Linked DNA regions of Homo sapiens: region 2 is linked to region 1. Evidence: read pairs that join two places in POLR2A ChIA-PET (ENCODE). Cell type or tissue: Panc1. All regions are shown on one strand. Region 1 overlaps FAF1 (Fas associated factor 1). Region 2 has its middle 65 kb from the start of LINC01562.

The links. Peaks named below come from ENCODE experiments on the same cell type or tissue, not always from the same donor. Only the 100,000 strongest peaks of a DNase experiment are listed, where the experiment ranks them.
Region 2: POLR2A ChIA-PET joins it to region 1 with 5 read pairs; 2 of 35 experiments call an interaction of 5 or more read pairs at or near these places.

What each region holds. Positions count from the first base shown.
Region 1 is chr1:50,606,524-50,611,523 of GRCh38, forward strand. All of the region lies in intron 8 of FAF1 (Fas associated factor 1), which reads right to left. Among named protein-coding and RNA genes, the nearest start is that of FAF1-AS1, 170 kb to the left of the region's middle. In Panc1, no CTCF peak of the experiment used is centred here; no DNase peak of the experiment used is centred here.
Region 2 is chr1:51,167,900-51,172,899 of GRCh38, forward strand. No RefSeq gene overlaps it. Among named protein-coding and RNA genes, the nearest start is that of LINC01562, 65 kb to the right of the region's middle. In Panc1, no CTCF peak of the experiment used is centred here; a DNase peak (open chromatin) is centred at 2,692.

The sequences.
Region 1 (5,000 bases):
AGTTTCACTCTTGTTGCCCAGGCTGGAGTGCAATGGCACGATCTCAGCTCACCACAACCTCCGCCTCCCAGGTTCAAGCGATTCTCCTGCTTCAGCCTCCCGAGTAGCTGGGATTATAGGGATGCGCCACCACACCTGGCTAATTTTTTTGTATTTTAGTAGAGACGGAGTTTCTCCATGTTGGTCAGGCTGGTCTCGGACTTCTGACCTCAGGTGATCCGCCCACCTCGGCCTCCCAAAGTGCTGGTATTACAGGCGTGAGCCACCGCGCCTGGCTGAGCTGTGAGGGTTTCTAAGGGCCCATATCTTATATCACTCATTACCTGCTTACGACTGGGAATTTCGAAAGGATACATTACATAGCCATGTCCAAAAGTGGAACTTGCTCCAGGTTTCCCATTCAATTCCTGCGAGAGGAACTAAACCAAAATTGAGAGAAAGAACAACAGGCTATTGGAGGCAAAAATAACAACAACAAAAACAAACAAACAAACAAATGAAAAACTAAAAAGGTATCTCTGTCTGCTGCAATGACTTTGAGGGACCAGTTAAGCCTCCTGAGAACATTTAGCTTAAAAACATTTAACTAGCCTGTAAGCCACCTTTTTTTTTCCTGTTGCCACCATTAAAGCAAAGCAAAAATTGTTCTTTTACATCTTTAGGCTTCATGGTGCCCTTGTATGACTCCTTTCTGCCATAAGTCAGCCTGTGGTATGATTCCAGGTGTGTAAATACTTGGGAAAAACACTATATATAGAGCAAAGGACCTGGGTTAAAACTCTAAATCTGCCTCTTATTCATTCTGTGACCTTGATCGACTTTCTTCTCTAAGTTTTATCACCTGTATGATGAAAAAATTGGACTAGATGATTCTCATGTTTTCTCTCACCCTGAAAACTTTTTCAGTCTGATGTTCAAGGCCATAACCCTGCCCACCTTTCCAGCCATTACCTCCCACTATTTTTGTATACAGGTTTCTTTGCTCAATGATCCAAAAATGTGCCTTGCATGTGCCTACTCTTAGGCTTCTGCTCAGTCCATTACTCTTGCCTGGGTTTCCCTCACCATTCTTTTCCATCTGTCTATTTCTTAGGCATGTGAACATAATATGAGGAAAATTTAAGTGACAAAACTTCTTCAAAACTCAGCTCAATCTCTTTCTGAAAGCCTTCTATATGACCTCCCCAATTTCACATTTTTCTGTCTCCAAAACACTTGGTATCTTTTGGTAGTCAATCATATCCAGTGACACTCGGACAAATCTTCCAGATAAACCTCATTTATTCAGCTAGTTCCTAAGGGGAGACCCAGAATCCCAGGTGGGAACTGAGTAGACAGAGGCAATGTGGATGTCACAGTGATGCAGGGCAGGCGAGTCCCAAAACTAGGGCTTAGCACAGAAGGGTTCTTGGCTTTGCCCAGAAAAGAATTCAAGGGTGGACCAGAGGTGTTAAGACAGCAACTTTTATTGAAGTGGCAGTGTACAACAGTAGCAAAGCTACTGCTCCTTGCGGAGCAGGGCTCCCCCATAGGCAGTGTGCTCAGAGTAGCAGCTCAAAGGCTGTTCTGCAGTCATATTTATACCTGCTTTTAATTACATGCAAATTAAGGGGTGGTTATGCAGAAATTTCTAGGAAAAGGGGGATAACTTCTGGGTTGTTTAGTTGTTGACATGGAAAGGGGCAGTAACTTCTGGGTGTTCCCATGGTAATGGTAAACAGACATGGCACAATGGTGGACATGTCTTATGGAAAGCTGCTTTTGCCCTGTCCCTATTTTAGCTAGTCCTCAATTTGGTCAGGTGCCTGAGCCCTGCCTCTGGAGTTCAGTCCCGCCTTGCACCTCAATAGACAAAGGTTTTACATGAGTGGGTCAGGAACTGGACCCAAAGGAGGGGAAAGCCAAATTCCTAGAGATCAAAACTCTGTCATCCTACATCTTTGGAAGTCTGCCCAGGCCATAACCATGTATGACATTTCTGTTCTGTTCACTAGGGAAATGGTAATCCTAAGAGAGGCTGCAACATTGCTTCAATGAGTACAACGGATGAGGGGACCTGCTGTCCTAGGAGGGGAGGGGAAGAAGTAGTGTCTTACTGAAGAAGGAGAAGTCCTACCCCAAAATGTCTCCCCCTATCTCTCAAATCATTTGTATCACTGACAACGAAGTATCTGGAAAAATGTGTCATTGTAAGGTAACTTCTTTGGTAGGTAGATGTCACTATACTTCGTTGCAGAGGTATAAAAGCAGAGCAATTATGAACTTGGACTCCAAAGCCATTCTTCTAGGGTTTGAAATCCTGGCTCTGCTGGTTAAGAGCTTGTATGACTCTGGACAACTCTCTCACCTTCTCAGTGCCTTAATTTCCACCTCTGTAAAGTCTTATAAGTTACAAGATTGTTGTGAAGATTCAAGAGTATGTGTATCTGAATCTGTCTATCAACCAATATATCTATCTATGCTTGACTGTATGAATGTTGCTAAATCACTCTGGGGGAACAGACAGACAGTACTATAAGTAGAGTGCAAAATACCATTATCCACTCACTTAACTAATAGTTACTGAACAACCACAATGTGTCAAGACCTCAGCTGAGTGCTAGAGATAGAGCCAATGGTGAACAGTTTCTGCTTTGATAAAGCCAATAATTTTCCAGGCTTTAGGTTTGTGAATAAAGTATAGATCATGCTAGTTCTATTTTATGCTATTCTGCCTAATCCTTGTTATTCCCTCTTAGTAAGAATGAACCTGGCATAGCTTGCCACACCGCCATTTCACAGACAAGAAAAATGAGGCTCATATTTTCACCCAGGGTCGATCACAGACCTAACAGACAGCAAAACTGAGTCAGAACTAACTTCATCTCTAGTATTTATTTGAGGCAAGGTCTCACTCTGTCACCCAGGCTGGAGTGCAGTGGCTTGATCACAGCTCACCACAGCCTTTACCTCCCAGGCTCCAACAATTTTTCCACTTCAGCCTCCTGAGCAGCTGATACTACAGGCACATGCCACCACATCTGGCCAACTTTTTTTAAATTTTTAGTAGAGTCTTGCTATGTTGCCCACACTGGTCTCGAACTCCTGGGCTCAAGCAATCCTCCTACCTTAGCTTCCCAAAGTGCTGGGATTACAGGTGTGAGCTACTGCGCCTGAAGATTCCCAGCTTTTAAAAATGACATCATCTCCACCTGAAACATAAACCAACCAGGCTGACTTGTCAAGCTTTTAATTTTGGGGATGCAGGAACATGGTGAAGTTGAATTATGGAAAAAAAAAAAAAGTTAAGTCATTAGATTGCCCAAAATATAACTATATTTTAAGACCATGAAAAGAATAAAGAGAACAACTTATGTTGCAAAACCACGTTTCACCTGTTTACTCCCCCACACCCCCACAGTTAGCTTCTATAGCCAGGAAATTTATAAACAAAAATCTCACTTTAACTTTTCTATACTCTACTCAGGTCAGGCAAACATAGTCATTAGTGATTTGAATTAGTTTGCTAAATAAATTAAAGTATACTTTTAAAAGACAGCTGTCAAAGAAAAAGACAATGGATTGTGTTTGGAGAACAGATTAAAAAACATTGATCAAATCTTCCGTGGTTCTTACTGTACTCCAATACAGTGGGGTTCATATGATGACTTGCAGGTCATTCAGCTCATTCAAATATATGTATTACCTGTTTCATATATGATCCATATGATGATATGTTCAATACACTGAATACCTCTCAAAGAAACTGAAAACCAAACTTTCAAGCATTTTTCTAATTGTGGAAGTATCCTTTCCCAAAAGAGAACATAATTTTCTACACATTACTTGAGATTTCACACCATAATGGCTTACCACAAAAAGAAGCATGGAAAAAGTTTTCTGTTATTAAAACTACTTAAATATCAAAAAGAAACCATGTTAAAATAAAAACAAATGCATGTTTTTCAACAATTTATATTTCACGTTAATTGTTATTGTTGTTATTGTTTAATTAGGCTGTATGAAAATATCTCTTGAAAGGTATTTAGAAGTTTATACTAAATGGGTGAAAAATCTATCTTGGATGCAATGTGCTCAGGTTATAAAAGCATCAGTGCTTATTTTATCTCCCCACAAAGTGTCGCTGAGATAATTACTGCTGACAGCTTTATTCAAGGTTCATTTCACTTTTTCTGCTGTTTTTCTCGGTTAGAAGTTCAAGAGAGCCCATGGGAAGCCACACCCCTCACACCTGTTAGGCTTCTTCATGTTACAGAGGGCCAGTATGGACATGTCACTTCAAATTAGCATTGTACCAAGGCACTAGCTGTGACAATTACTTATCACAGGTTTAACTAAAGAAAAAAAAAGTTTCTAATTCAACCACAAAAACAGTGTCACAAAATGTAATTTAAACCTGTAAAAGCAGGTTGCATAAAAAACATTCAGAGAGCTACAAAATAGGTTCCCAGGGTTGAGCTTTGTGCAGCATCTGAATTATGCAGGAATGCTATACAAGTGAACATTTCCTTTAAAACAAAATCAAACCAAAAAGGTAAACAAGGCAGCACCAGCAATTACACTTTACCAGCCAGCAATGGTGATGAGTGGGCCTCTTTAAATTTACTTCATTGTGCTGGAGTATTTGATTCACTTTGTTAATTCTTTTGTGTCAAGTTACTAATTCAATAATGAAATTTCCAGTTAAAGCAAAGCAGCTACTTTTAGACTTATGAAAGACTTAGCTTTGTATTAGGGAGAAAGAATTTTCTTCTAATATTTGCTTTTTTCCACTTACAAACCAGAAAATTATCATTAGACAAGGTAGATATTAACACAAAAAGAAAAAGGAAAAACCTCACACCCTTAAATGTGCTTCAAGCTAGTTATTATAAGCCTCTCTGTTTCAAGTGCAAAATAATCTCAAAATTATGCCACCTCTGAAAGACCTAGGATAGTTGGAGGTAGTTAATATGGACTGCTGTGAGGCTAATTGTGGATCTTGAGTTAATTACTTTCTG
Region 2 (5,000 bases), 560 kb after region 1:
GTCAGATGCAGAAACTAGTCTTTCACCTTGGAAGGATATCTGAACATGCTCCAGACCACTCGATGCCTAGTAATTTTACTGAGGCAACACTCTCTTGAATTTTTTGGTATTTATTTCCACCCTTTGGCACACATTATATTATTGACTTGTTTAGAGTAGCTGGTAATTCTTGCTCACCAGTTCCAGTCAGGATGATCTCAAAAATATCCTATGGATCAAGACCCATTTGGACCAGATTATAACATAACGGAGGGTTAGAGAGGTAATACAGCCCTGAGGTAGAACAGTGAAGGTGCAGTGCTGATCCTTCCAGGTGAAATAAAACTACTACTTGTAGTCTATAATAACAGGAAGAGAGAGAAAAGCATTTGCCAGTGGAGTAGCTGGATAACAGATTCAAAAGAATGTGTTTCTTTGCTCCAGCAATGAATCAATGCCTGAAACAGTGGCTGTAGTTGGAAGAACCACATGATTACATTTGCAACAATCTACTTTCATTTTCTAAGATCTATTTTCTCCACAGACCAAATAGGCAAGTTGAAAGAAGATGTGGCAGAAATCACCACCTCTGCATCCCTTAAGCAACACTAATCACTACAATCTATGTGGTATTGCTCTTGGTTTACTATTGTGAAAGGGAAAACCATTCTAGTGGCTTCCATTTGGCATTTGCTACCACAATAACCCTCATTCCACGGGTCAGGGAACCTGTGTGGAGATTTTGCCATTTGCTAAGTACATTTATTTCAAATACACATTCTGGAACTGGAGTAATAACCATGGGCCCACTGAGATGAACCCAAACCAAAACTCCATTAATAACCTGACCTCCATAAGCCTCTGTTTTGACTAGAAGACCACTGTGACATTTTAGGTCTCCAGGAATTATGTCAGTCCACAACCATTATCTAGTAATCCATAAGAAAAATCTAGCTTTTATTTCCCTTAGCCTAATAAACTGTCACTCTGGTAAATGGCTGCAAAGCTTTTGTGGAGAGCCTAGGAGAAAGATTTACAGTGTAAATTTCAAACAGAGAGGCAGGGTCTTTCTTCAAAACCCATTCTTTATCCAAAGGGATCTGGGCCTGTGAACCGGCTCAAATCTGCGAAGTGGTTGAGGAGCCACAATTCTATACTGTGGTAGCTCAAGTCAGACATATTTATCAGAGCTAGAGCTTTTCCTCTTATTCAAGTCAAGTAAGTCTTTAAAGATTAAAGTCTGTCTCCACTGTGGTTGACAACAGCTGAAGCGTCTGCTTGGCTCTTTCAGTTCCCAGCTGTTGTTTTCTCCAGATCCCTTGGATTTTCACCCATGCATGTACAGTTCAAAAGTGAGCCAAGGATTTGAGGGGCATTTATATACAAATTTGGGGCTCTGACATCCACATCTCCCTCCTTTCTAGGATTTTCTCCCTTCCTTAATTTCCAGGCGCTCTGGCAGTTTGAAATTCCTTTTCTAATTCCTCAGGTCAATAAGACTCTAGCTTTCTGCTTTCAGATCTAGCCTCCAGGTATTACAGAAAGTCGGGAATATCCTAAGTGGGAAAGCCTATTAAACATATATCTTAACTAATGTATTATTGTTTCCTTCTTTCAAATGCCAAATCTCCAGCTTCTGCTCTGTTTTAGTGGCCCTTCAGTTCATAATCGTTATCTGCAGGAGAATTTATTCAGTATAAGCAATTATGTCATTACCAGAACTTTCTACTTTTTTTCGGTAGTTTTTCAATTATTTCTCAAGCATATTATTGAGGGCAACTGTCATATGTAATCAGTCTACTATCTTTTTTTTTTTTTTTTTTTGAGATGGAGTTTTGCTCTTGTTGCCCAGGCTGGAGTGCAGTGGCACGATCTCAGCTCACCACAACCTTCTCCTCCTGGGTTCAAATGATTCTCCTGCCTCAGCCACCCAAGTAGCTGGGATTACAGGCATGGGCCACCACGCCTGATCAGCCTACTATCTTGAAAGCAGTGTTCCAGTTTTACAGTCTCTAAAGGCCTCCAACCATTGATCAAACCAATATCTAAAAATTTTACCCTTCTAGGTCCTAGCAAGCAAGAAGGGGTGGTAAATTTATCTAATGGCTGAATTTCAGGCAAAAGAAAATCCATGATGCCCTGTTCTTATTTCAATATTGATTGGCCTCACAGCAGATGTGGAAACTAAGAAAGAGAATTGAAAAGAATGACATATCACCATAATTGTATGATATGTCTTTAAGTTATAGTAGTTTACCTTAAAATGCTATTATAGTATATTTGTATACATTTTGTATACAGTAATGCACCATATAATTTTTCAGTCAACAATGGACCACATATATGACCATGGTCCCATAAGATTACAGTGGAGCTGAAAAATTCCTGTTGCCTAGTGATGTTGTACCCATTATAACATAATAGCACAACATATTGCCTTTTCTATGTTTAAATACATTTAGATACACCAATATTTACCATTGTGTTACAATTTTGTACAGTATGCAGTACATTAACATGCTATACAGTTTTGTAGCTTAGAAGCTATAGGCTATATGCTGTATAGCCTAGGTATGTAGTAGGTTATACCATCTAGGTTTGTGTAAGTACACTCCATGATGTTTGCACAATGATGAAATCACCTAATGACACATTTCTCAAACCATATCCCTGTTGTTAAGCAATGCATGACTGTATCTAGTGCATATAGTACATTGTGTAAGTATCTTACAAGAGTATATGTCATTTCCCCCCACCATTCTTTGTGCTTTGTTGTCATGCATTTTACTGTTACTTTTGTTTAAAACGCCACACTACATCATTATTATTTTTACTTGAAATAGCAAATTATTTTTTAAAAGAATAAAAGCGAGGGCCAGGCGCAGTGGCTCATGCCTGTAATCCCAGCACTTCAGGAGGCCGAGGCAGGCAGATCACTTGAGGCCAGGAGTTCAAGACCAGCCTGGCCAACATAGTGAAATCCTGTTTCTACTAAAAATAAAATAAATAAATAAATAAATAGCTGGCCGTGGTGGTGCACACCTGTAAAAAAAAAAAAAAAGAGAGAGAGAGTGAGTGAGAAATGTATCAGCTTACAATGCTTTGCACAGACAAATGCAAGTTTGAAGATACCTAAGTTAAAATAGTATATATTTCTTTTTTTTTTTTTTTTTGAGACAGAGTCTGGCTCTGTCACCCAGGCTGGAGTGCAGTGGCGCGATCTCCACTCACTGCAAGCTCTGCCTCCCAGGTTCATGCCATTCTCCTGCTTCAGCCTCCCGAGTAGCTGGGACTACAGGCACTCGCCACCACGCCTGGCTAATTTTTTGTATTTTTAGTAGAGACGGAGTTTCACCATGTTAGCCAGGATGGTCTCAATCTCCTGACCTCATGATCTGCCCGCCTCGGCCTCCCAAAGTGCTGGGATTACAGGCGTAAGCCACTGCGCCTGGCCAAAATAGTATATATTTCTTTAAAAATCACTATGTATTAGAACTTGTGGGAAAAGGCAATAACAAAAATAAGAAAAAAATTTTTTTAATCACAGGTACTATTGAAGTATAAACAAGTTTTAGAAAGTACTGGTTATACAGGTTGTAGAAAACACTTTCACAGGACCTGAAATCAGTTTAAGGAAAATATCTGAGCCTTAAGCATTGAAGGCACTTGACTTTATACCAGCAACAGCACAATTACAAGAAATGCAGTGTTGTAGATGATTCCACCTCTCTGAAGTATGAATGGGGTACATACACAGCAAGTAGAGTTCAGGAAACTTTATCTTTCAGCCACCCCATCTAAGAGCAGGATTTTGCCTGCCAGTATAACCCAGATACACAGTCATATGCAGACACATACAACGAAGCTTCCAGAGCTTATCTGACTTCTTAGACAGAACTCACATAAGCACACAAACACAAACTGAAATCATAACAAACAGTCTCTTGGACCACAGTGCAATCAAATTAGAATTTAAGATTAAGAAATTCACTCAATTGGCTGGGTGCGGTGGCTCACACCTGTAATCCCAACACTTTGGGAGGCAGAGGCAGGTGGATCGCCCGAGGTCAGGAGTTCAAGACCAGCCTGGCCAACATGGTGAAACCCCATCTCTACTAATAATACAAAAATTAGTGGGGCATGATGCCACACACCTGTAATCCCAGCTATTCAGAAGCCTGAGGCAGGAGAATCACTTGAATATGGGAAGCGGAGGTTGCAGTGAGCCAAGATCACACCTGAGTGACAAGAGTGAAACTCCGTCTCTGAAAAAAAAAAAAAGAATCCTGAATGACTTTTGGGGTAAATAATGAAATTAAGGCAGAAATCAAAAAGTTCTTTGAAACTAGTGAGAACAAAGATACAATGTACCAGAGCCTCTGGGATGTAGCTAAAGCAGTGTTACAAGGAAAATTTATAGCTCTAAATGGCCACATCAGAAAGCTAGAAAGATCTCAAGTTAACAACCTAACATCACACAAACACAAGAGGGTATTTCAAGACACACACTTGCAAGTGCTCTTTCTACAGAAACAGCCAAAGTATTATAATATTCAGAATGTGGAAGATTGACACAGAGTCTGAGGATTTTGTTTTTTGAGATGGAGTCTTGCTCTGTTGCCCAGGCTGGAGTGCAGTGGCACAACCTTGGCTCACTGCAACCTCCATCTCCCAGGTTCAAGTGATTCTCCTGCCTCAGCCTCCCGAGCAGCTGGAACTACAGGTGTGTGCCACCACGCCCGGCTAATTTTTTGTATTTTTAGTAGAGACGGGGTTTCACCATGTTAGCCAGGATGGTCTCCATCTCCTGACCTTGTGATCTGCCTGCCTCGGCCTCCCAAAGTGCTGGGATTACAGGCGTAAGCCATCGCACCTGGCCAGTCTGAGGATTTTTTAGAGGAAAAAAACAAAAGACTTGGCAATATGATAACTACATAACAGATATGGCAATCTACAGGACAAAAAGACAGCATTTCATAAAACATTGTTCATACAATGCTGTTCATGGAAAACAGTAAAAC